Regions from separate parts of the Homo sapiens genome. Here region 2 is linked to region 1. A link is an interaction called in ENCODE POLR2A ChIA-PET data of the cell type or tissue named here. Cell type or tissue: OCI-LY7. All regions are shown on one strand.

The links. Peaks named below come from ENCODE experiments on the same cell type or tissue, not always from the same donor. Only the 100,000 strongest peaks of a DNase experiment are listed, where the experiment ranks them.
Region 2: POLR2A ChIA-PET joins it to region 1 with 5 read pairs; 6 of 35 experiments call an interaction of 5 or more read pairs at or near these places.

What each region holds. Positions count from the first base shown.
Region 1 is chr6:135,255,406-135,260,405 of GRCh38, forward strand. No RefSeq gene overlaps it. Among named protein-coding and RNA genes, the nearest start is that of MIR548A2, 19 kb to the left of the region's middle. RefSeq lists an enhancer at 1,364-2,563. In OCI-LY7, a CTCF peak has its summit at 2,423; a DNase peak (open chromatin) is centred at 2,439.
Region 2 is chr6:135,189,328-135,194,327 of GRCh38, forward strand. It overlaps MYB (MYB proto-oncogene, transcription factor), which reads left to right. Exons shown (of 16, transcript NM_001130173.2): 4 at 464-556; 5 at 800-1,020; 6 at 2,997-3,231; 7 at 4,511-4,591. Among named protein-coding and RNA genes, the nearest start is that of MYB, 11 kb to the left of the region's middle. RefSeq lists a silencer at 2,464-2,758. In OCI-LY7, no CTCF peak of the experiment used is centred here; a DNase peak (open chromatin) is centred at 2,274; H3K27ac peaks cover 1,268 bases.

The DNA of each region.
Region 1 (5,000 bases):
CCGTAATTTCCACGCATTGCGGGAAGGACCTGGTGGGAGGTTATTGAATCATGGGGGCAGGTCTTTCCCATGCTGTTCTCATGACAGTGAATAATTCTCACGAGATCTGATGGTTTTATAAATGAGAGTTTCCCTGGACACAACCCCATCCCTGCACACGCTCTCACTTGCTGGCCGCCCTTCATAAGACCTCCCTTTGCTCTTCCTTCATCTTCCACCATGATTGTGAGGGCTCCCTAGCCATGTGGAACTGTAAGTCCATTAAATCTCTTTCCTTTATAAATTATCCAGTCTCAGGTATGTCTTTATTGGCAGCATGAGAATGGACTAATACACCTTGCTTTAAACACTTGCATGTCCCTTCTTTACTCTCAGCCCACTGGACGAGTCCTGACTCTCTAGTTTGGTATACCAACCCACTGACTTCTGTGCCCACCTACCCCTCTGGGCTTTTCAGCAGCGCCTGCACGGGAACAGTGCTTCAGCCAGTTTCCTGAGCATGACCAGCTCCTGCAGCCTCCCTGGCTTTGCACACGCTGTTCCCTGTGCCTGCACCCTCCCCCCTGTGTGTTGGACTCATCGCCAGCTGACTGAATCCCCCTCCAAGTTCTCTGTGCCTTCGCTGTGCAATTGTGCACACCACATTGTCACACTTAGTGTCCACGTGCAATCATTTATTTTATCTTCCCCACAGGACCTTGGTGTCATGAAAGGTGATGAGTTGTTCATTTTTCTCTCCCCACAATCTGTTGAAGTGTCTAGTATGTATTTGGTACAAAGTAAATCTTTATCAAATTGAAAGTCTATCGGGGCTGGGTGTGGTGGCTCACGCCTGTAATCCCAGCACTTTGGGAGGCCAAAGCAGGCAGATCACTAGAGGCCAGGAGTTCGAGCCTGGTCAACTTGGTGAAACCCTATCGCTACTAAAAATACAAAAAAATTAGCTAGGCGTGGTGGCATGTGCCTGTAGTCCCAGCTACTCAGGAGGTTCAGACAGGAGAATCACTTGAACCCGGGAGGTAGAGGTTGCAGTGAGCCAAGATTGCACCACCGCACTCCAGCCTGGGCAACAGAGAGAGACTCTGTCTCAAAAAAAAAAAAAAAAAAAAAAAAGTCTATCAGCAGGGACCTCAACAGCTGTACAATGGAATAATGGAATAGCAGGCAACTACCAAGAATGAGTTAGCTCCACACATATTGATGATAATTTCAGGGTGGTATTCACAGTGTACCCTTATTTTTTGTAAAAGTAGAAAAATAACTCTTTACATTTGCTTTTGCCTATCTGAATGTAGAGAAACATATGGAAGAAATGCTTGATTGACCCAGTGAGCGAGATTGGAGGAAGGAGAGGAAGGGTGATTTTCTTTATAACTCTATTGTTTGACTCCTCACAAAAAGCTTTATTGCTTCTGTAAAACCAATTAGGCAAAATCAAGTAAATGGTTGCTGGATGAGTAAATAGTAAACTTCAGGAAAGAAGTTTTCAGAAAAGGAGGAACACTGTTTCTGTTTCCTCTGAAGAAAACCAAAATTGGCAGAACATATAATTACAGTATTATTATTCACTTTGCAAAGGAATTTTCTCTCCCCTAAAAGGATCTTCGTGGGCTTCTTTTTAAAAGGCAACTCCAGTAAAGCTCTGACGCATTTCATCCTCTTCGTCATGACATTAACTGCAGTACTTGACAGAGGGTGGGGCTGAGAAAGAGAAAGTTTTAAGAGTCGGTGCCAATTGAAGATCAATCTGCAATGAGATAAGCTCCATTGATATTATAATGTAATTATGGGGGAAATTATTACATTGAAAAAATTCAAAGTTCACCTAGCTTTTCTGGAGGAGAGGCACCAGAGGAGCCCACTGGGAGGAGAAGGGAAGGTGTCCTGCTTCCCAGGGCTGGGGACCACAGGCAAGGCCATGGGCTTGAGGGCACTTCTCCAAACTCTAGCAGATAAATTATGCCCAAATCCCACATCTTACTGAGAAAGCAGGTGTCTGCAATTAGTCACAGAAGGGAGGTGGGTGGTCGTGGGCAGAGAAGAAAAAATTTTTTAATAAAAAAATAAAAATTAGGCAAAATAGAACTTGACAGTCACCATGCAAACAGAAGAAACACTACGAAAGTGACATCATTAGCATGGCTGTGGGCCTGTCTTATCCTTTGGTCTCTAAAGCAGGAGACAATGAGAGCTACTTACTGACTCATTTTTAGTATTTGATAAAAGAAAAAAAGTCAATCAATCAGGCTTACCTTATTGACTTACTAATGTCCTTGTCACTAAGGGATAATTTTAAAAAGGATTTTTCTATCAAAAGAAGAGAAATCAATTCATAGACCTCTTTGGGCTCCAACCCACAATTCGTATAGGATAAAATCAAGTTTAAAATAGAGAGTGCACCCATAAGGTTGAGAAGACATCTTGTGGTGACTCCTTTGCATAACATGAAACAAGGTTGGTTGGCCTTTCTCTGTAAAGAGCAAGATAGTAAATATTTCAGGCTTTCTGGGCCAAGAAATACAATCAAGGATATTATGTAGTTACTTGTATAACAAGAGCAAAACCATTTTTCCCCACAACTTTTAAAATAGATCAATTTCAAAATTTTATGACCAGTACAGTTTGCATTTTATATTGTTTTCATGTGTCATGAAATAATATTCTCATTAAATTTTCCTGCAAGCATTTGAAAATGGAAAAAGCATTCTTAGCTTGTGGGTCACATAAAAACAGGTTGTGGCCTGGATTTGGCCCTGGGGCCATCATTTGCTGACCCCCAACATAGAACACTTCTGAGTCATGTCAGGGTCCTTAATCAGTTAGGTCATCCAAGCTCAGATTGAACTGGGACATGGTTTCAGAATCCTTCTCAACACTGCATGCCTGCCATAATGTGGGTAGGGAGAGGCTGTTGGCTCTGCAGTAGCCACCTGATGGCTGCTTAAAGGACCGTGAACTCAGTTATCACCAGCATTTTCCCTACTCTTTCAGATCTGGGTGCAGTTGGCTCAGTCCTCCATCCCCAGCCTCGGGAAAGTCTCTCTCCCAGATTTCCGCTCCTCCTCAACAAGCTTGCATGTTGTGCCAAGGAGCAATCGCTTCTGCTGCTACGAATTCACTTGCCCTTGTGAATTCACGTGCCCTTCATCCTTGCCTCATCCAGAACAGAGAATACAATTATTTTAATATTTTATGTATTTTTTATAAGCCTACAGAGTTTTAATGGAAGTTTGGAGAGACAATGGCAGTTTACACAGCAGAAGTAACAGCATCTGCTCAGTGTCATTGTTTAAGTCATCATCATAGCTAACACTTCCAGGAAATTTATTTCTTTTGCCAGGAGGTTTTCACATGTTATTTAATCCTGCAATAATCAGTAGAAATAGGCTTTTTCTTTTTAACAGTTATTATCCTGTTTTACAAAAAAGAAATGAAGCTTAAGAGATTGAGCAGCTTGCTAATCACAGAGCAAGTTAATGATAGAGATGAATTTTGAACAGTCAAGTCAGGCAGTGACTTATGCCTGTAATCCCAGCACTTTGGGAGGCCAAGGCAGGCGGATCATTTGAAGTCAGGAGTTCAAGACCAGCCTGGTTAACGTAGTGAAACTCCGTATGTCTTAAAAATACAAAAATTAGTCGGGCATGGTGGCAAACGCCTATAGTCATAGCTACTAGCTAGGCTGAGGTGGGAGGATCGCTCAAACCTGGGAGGTGTAGGTTGCAGTGAGCTGAGATTGCTTCATCTCACTCTAGCCTGGGCGGTAGAGTGAGATTCCATCTCAAACAAACAAACAAAAACCACAATCAATGACCCAGAATGCAATCAATGACCCAGAGCCCATGCACCTAAACACAACACAGTTATCCCTCTACAGCACTTTAAGTGAACATCAGACTTTGTTGTTGTTGTTGTTGTTGTTGTTGAAAGTTCTTCTATCACCTCCCTGGGAATTCTCACTGGCCTGACCACCTCATAAAATGTCCTGGCTTCTACCCACGCTCCTGGCTCCTCTCCTTGCCCATGTCTTTCTCACCTCTTCTCCCAGATTGTTTTCATGAACTCTTAATACCTTGATCCAATTCTTTAGAGTAATTTAGCTCTTGCTAGCTCATGTTCCCAAACTGAGCTCTAGCAGAAGCCTTCTGAGGGACATAATGTCATTTTACAGGAAGAAACTATTGATTGGCCAATTGCATGTGGAAAACTAGGAGAAGGCCCATAAGGAGAAGGTGGAAGAAATGAAGCACACTAGAAAATCAGAAAATTGCGGGATGTTTTTCTTTCTGAGAGAGAAGAGGGACAGTAAACAAGTGAGAGTGCATGAAGGCAGAGAAGATGTAAGACTTTTTAAAAAAAAGAGGTTGCTTTGCCCCAAACTATTTAGTCAGGTCTTCTACACACAAAAATGCCTTGTGAGAAAATGGAGAATGTGGGAAATCAAGAAATGAAGAATTCGCTGGAGATAAATGGTGGGAAATGAATGTAAGCTCCCTGAGCATTTAAAGAAGTTCTGTAAACTTTCCATATTGGATTTTTGACACTGGACTTTCTACAGGGTACATTATTGTTATCTAAATCTTTGGAAACAGGGTGAATCTACATGATAGAGTGGAAGCCACAAAGGAAGAAGAAGAAGAGATTCTATCTGGGTATGGAGAATGAAAAAAAAAAAAGGTGTAAAGAGGGTGAGTGTACAGTCATCTGGAAGCCATGTCACAGAGAGGAGGGGAGAGATTAAAAGGGATCTGAATAAGAGCAGGATGGTGGGGCTTGAAAGGATGGGATGAACATGAGAGACGTGATGACACTGGTCAACAGAGATCTCTCTAGGGATGTCAACCAGAAAGGGATGTAATGTAGGAAATTAGGTGTTTTTACACTTCTTTAGGAGGGCAAGAGAAACGGGCTCTGGGCTGAACTCCAGGAATGAACAACATTGCAGAATGGCCCTCCTGGGAATTGCACCCCTGACTCAACAGTAGTAGGGTATCAGGAGA
Region 2 (5,000 bases), 66 kb before region 1:
TTTATGCATCTTTTTTCTTTCTGCAATATAAATACTTTGGTCCTGGATTGAAGCACATCTCTTGTCTGAATGGGAAGCAAACTTTAGTCTTTTAGGGTGGTTTCCATGAAAGCCTGACAACATAGAATCTCTATCAAGCCTCAGGCTATGTAGATACTCTGCAAAAGTATCTGAGGTTAAGGTTAACTTGGCAGGCACATGTGTAGTATGATGGTCCTTTAGATCATGTGGCAGGAATGTTTCCCTCAGGAGGCAGAGTGTCTAATTTTAGATGCAACTTTGATATATTACTTGCATGTTCTGTAGCCTGTAAGTAATGAGGGATAGATGGGCTCTAAACATGCTCTAAAATGTTCTTAAATATTTTCACTGCATATGGTCTATGTGTGATTCCTATTACAACAAAAAATTCACGTGCTTATCACATCATATCTTTATGGTGGTGCATACTTTATTTGTCTAGAATCGAACAGATGTGCAGTGCCAGCACCGATGGCAGAAAGTACTAAACCCTGAGCTCATCAAGGGTCCTTGGACCAAAGAAGAAGATCAGAGAGTAAGTTCTTTCTTCATTGGTGTGTGACTCATAATTAAGAATATTCCCAAAATGCTAATATTTTCCTATTTGAGGAAGCAGGTAAAATGGGCAAACAGGAAGTAGAGGACTCTATTCCCATATTTCCAGTGAATGAAAGCAAATTTTGGAAATTTTCTAAAGATCTTGTAACACTGAAGAATGATTATACTGACTCATTACATAACTTTAAAACATAGGTTATTTTTGTGTGTTTATCTGAAGGTGATAGAGCTTGTACAGAAATACGGTCCGAAACGTTGGTCTGTTATTGCCAAGCACTTAAAGGGGAGAATTGGAAAACAATGTAGGGAGAGGTGGCATAACCACTTGAATCCAGAAGTTAAGAAAACCTCCTGGACAGAAGAGGAAGACAGAATTATTTACCAGGCACACAAGAGACTGGGGAACAGATGGGCAGAAATCGCAAAGCTACTGCCTGGACGGTAATAATATGTCAAAAAATATATTGATCGGGAAGAATGAGGGAGTGGGTATTGAACATTCTGCTTTAAATGTATGGTGAGTAAATTATATTTCATCAGTCGTAAGTGTTTTATTAGATAAACCAGCTACATAGCTTTTAGAGATTGAAGACATCTTAGAGTTTATTTGGTTGAGAACTTCCAGGATCCACCTGACAGTGAGCCCTGGGTGAAGACATTTAGCTTTCCCCAGCCTCAATTTCCCCATTTCCAAAATGAATCATACAGGGCCAGTGTTAGGATCAAGTAAAATGAATGTCAAAGGACTTGGTAAACTATAAAACTCTAAATGCATAGAAAGAAACTGAAGACAGTTTGTCTCTGGCAGTTCACGTAGCTGGTTAAGTTACTCAAAGGAACTCAGCTACCATTTTCCTGATAACCATCATTCATTTCTTTTATTTTTTTTAATTATTATTTTTTAGAGACAGAGGCTTGTTCTGTCACACATGAGTGACAGAGTGCAGTGGCATGATCATAGCTCAATACATCCTTGAACTCCTGGGCTCAAGGGATCCTCCCACCTCAGCTTCTTGAGTAGCTAGGACTACAGGTGCACCCCACTACACCCAGCTGATTTTAAAATATTTTTTGTAGAGATGGAATCCTGCTATGTTACCCAGGCTGGTATCAAACTCCTGGCCTCAAACAATCCTTTCACCTCCCAAAGTGCTGGGATTATAGGCATGGGCCACCATACCTGGCCACCAGTATTCATTTCATTATACCACTTTGCTTAATTTTTTACTTCATTGATTAAAGAAATAATGTATTTCTTGAATTCTCATACTACTTCCAGGTTTTTAAATAATGTCAGGGTAATAATGCTTTCTTTTTAATGAACAAGGCAAGAAAATGACCTCATTATGAGGGATAACTATGGAAGCTCATTTTGTCCCATTTTTCCCACTTAAGTAGTATATAACAGATTTTGTTCCTTTGGAAAGCAATACTTTTAATGATAAATCTTGCATTAAAATGATGTAGATCAAAAATATTAAAAATAGTTTTATTCTTGAGCTTCATAATCCAGGAGAAAGTTTATATAGTATTCTCTAGTGATGCTCCAAAGCATTTGCACCCTTGTGGTTCAGTATAAACTTAGAAATTTTAAGAGGTTGGTAAAAAAAGGCCTTTCCTCCCATATGGCCTGAGAGGATACACTGCTGATTCTTCTCAAAATTAACAGGGCTATTGAACTTCCTCTTTCTTTAGCATACATTCCCCCACCCCCATTGAAATAGAAAAAGGGAGACTTAAACGGTTTTTTTGAATTGAGAAACTGTTTTCCTGAGAATGGAAAGACTTTAGTAAAAATGCGTTGCCTTTTGAAAATATACTGGGGGTTAGGATCTTTCCCTTTGGGATCCCATTTTCCACTCTCGTCTCTGTCTGATTCAGAAAACAATTGGGGTGGCTTTCAAAGAGTAGGAGGTTTTTTGGTCTCAGAAGTTCTCACTAGTGCTTTGAGAGATAAAGAGTGAAGTATTCTTCATCAGCAGCATCTTATCATCCACCAGACTTCACCATGTCCCTCTCGTGGTGTGTAGGCCCTGCTGTGCCACATTCAAAGGAGTAATTTCCCCAAGGCAGCTGGAACTTTACATTGTGTTGGAGTCTTGTACCGCGACCGGTCAGAATAAACATGAAGCGTTATCGTATTGAAAATACTCCTTTACCAAGGAAATGGAATGGTTAAAAGATACTGATATTTCTAGAAAACGACATGCATTCCAGATTGTGTAACTAAGAGAAATCTAACTAGGCAATAGAGAAAGCCTGATCTCAGAGGGTGGAGAAGAAGGAAACAATTAAAAAGAGAAAACAACTAATAGGCCCAAGGGAAAGGTCTCTGTTAGAAACAGTTTTCTGTCAATTCACTTTAATCTGAATTGAAATTTTTGTTTGTGAAATTTGTGTGATATATTTCTGTGCAGAACTGATAATGCTATCAAGAACCACTGGAATTCTACAATGCGTCGGAAGGTCGAACAGGAAGGTTATCTGCAGGAGTCTTCAAAAGCCAGCCAGCCAGCAGTGGCCACAAGCTTCCAGAAGAACAGTCATTTGATGGGTTTTGCTCAGGCTCCGCCTACAGCTCAACTCCCTGCCACTGGCCAGCCCACTGTTAACAACGACTATTCCTATTACCACATTTCTGAAGCACAAAATGTAAGCCATTCCTGTGAATCTAGTTTAATGAGAGAGACGGTTAGTTTAGCTCCAGGTAATAATCATACTTTGCAGTTGTATACTTTTCAGAGAACTTTCCTGAGCATGATCATGGCCAGTCTTCACCTATGCCCTTTGAAGTAGATAGGGTGTAGGTATGGTGTGTTACCCCTGGTTTATGTCTCCAGAAACGAGGATGGTAAGCGCTTTGCCCAGGGTGACACAGCTCATAGAGATAGTGCTGACTAGAAAACGAGCTGTCCGATTCTAAATTGCTGCTTCAAATCTAATTTGAAGGCAACCTTTGAATGTAAATTTACTTAAGGTACTATTGAAGAATAGGGGAATGGAGTCGCATTTGTAGATGTAATGTTTTTCTCTTCCAAAACGAAAAGGGAAGGTAGTATTATGTTTAAAGAGGAGAGAGTTTGACACTGAAATTCAGTGGTTATGGTATGTTTCATTCTGGCAGTGATCAGGCAGACATGTCTTAATTTATTCACTCAGTAAGTGTTTACCTTCTTACTCTGAGTCAGGAGCAGAACTTTGTGACATTCATTTTCTGATGTCTCCTTTTAGTCTCCGTTGGATCAGTGTGATCCCTTCCTTATTTCTAGATATTTATATTTAGGGAAAGTGATAATCCATAATAGGTGGAAAAAGAAGAAGAAAGAGGAAAAAAATCGAGAAACTTTAATCTTAAGAATAACAATATTAAATGATAAAACTTACCCAAGAATAGAGAGCTCATATGCAAATTATATGCAAAACATGTTCATAAATAGTTTTTATTCTTCTCTGTCCATGGATTTGACTACAAACTTTACAGAAAGGTCTCAGATGAATAAATTATCATAAGAATTCCTGTGCTTTTTATTAAAACTCAAAATTATTCCAAGAAAAATATTTTTATTTACAAACAGCTGGTGCCATCAATTTTTCCCATAGAAACAATTTTGAAACATTCATTAATGTATTTTATAATATATTTTTTATTGTTTTTTTCATTGTGTTTTTCTCTAATTAAGGAACACTTCCCAAAATTTAAAGTGCTCATCAACACCTCCCAAGGATTTTTCACCATGTTCCTTTAGCTGTTTAGCCATTTTAAAGGCCTGGCTAAATTTCACATTAAAAGGTTTTAAAAATTTGTTTAGTGTATTTTATCAGTAAAGTGTTTTTTTTCTCTCAGTCCCAGAACGAAACCTCAGGAAGCCAAGTCCCCTGAAGCATATGTAGCCCTGAATGACGTGGCCTTTGTTTTGTCTTTTGCATCTAGGTCTCCAGTCATGTTCCATACCCTGTAGCGTTACATGTAAATATAGTCAATGTCCCTCAGCCAGCTGCCGCAGCCATTCAGGTAAGATCATTGATCATTCACTGTTCAAAGCACCACTTTTAAGAAATGCTTATTTCTTTCATCTAAACACATATTTTTACCTGAGCAACTAAAGTAAAAAGGAAAGGGAACATGGAGAGGAGAGCAGAGTCTTGGCCAGCAATCTATTAATCTTGTCTTCTAGAATGAGTTTGCTCTGGAATTTTCTGATTCTTTGATGTTGCAAGGTGAAATAACTCATCAGTCAGCATCCACTCTAGCCTGAGATTTCACATCACTCCCTTAAGTCTGAAATAACATTCACAAAGATTTCTGCAGGAGCCAAATTTGGTTGGTGGTGTTGTCACAGTGAGGCTCTTTGGGCTGTGCGGCACCTCATGACCATATTGGCTACACCCATTGTATTTGCAGCTTCCAATCAGACCTTTGT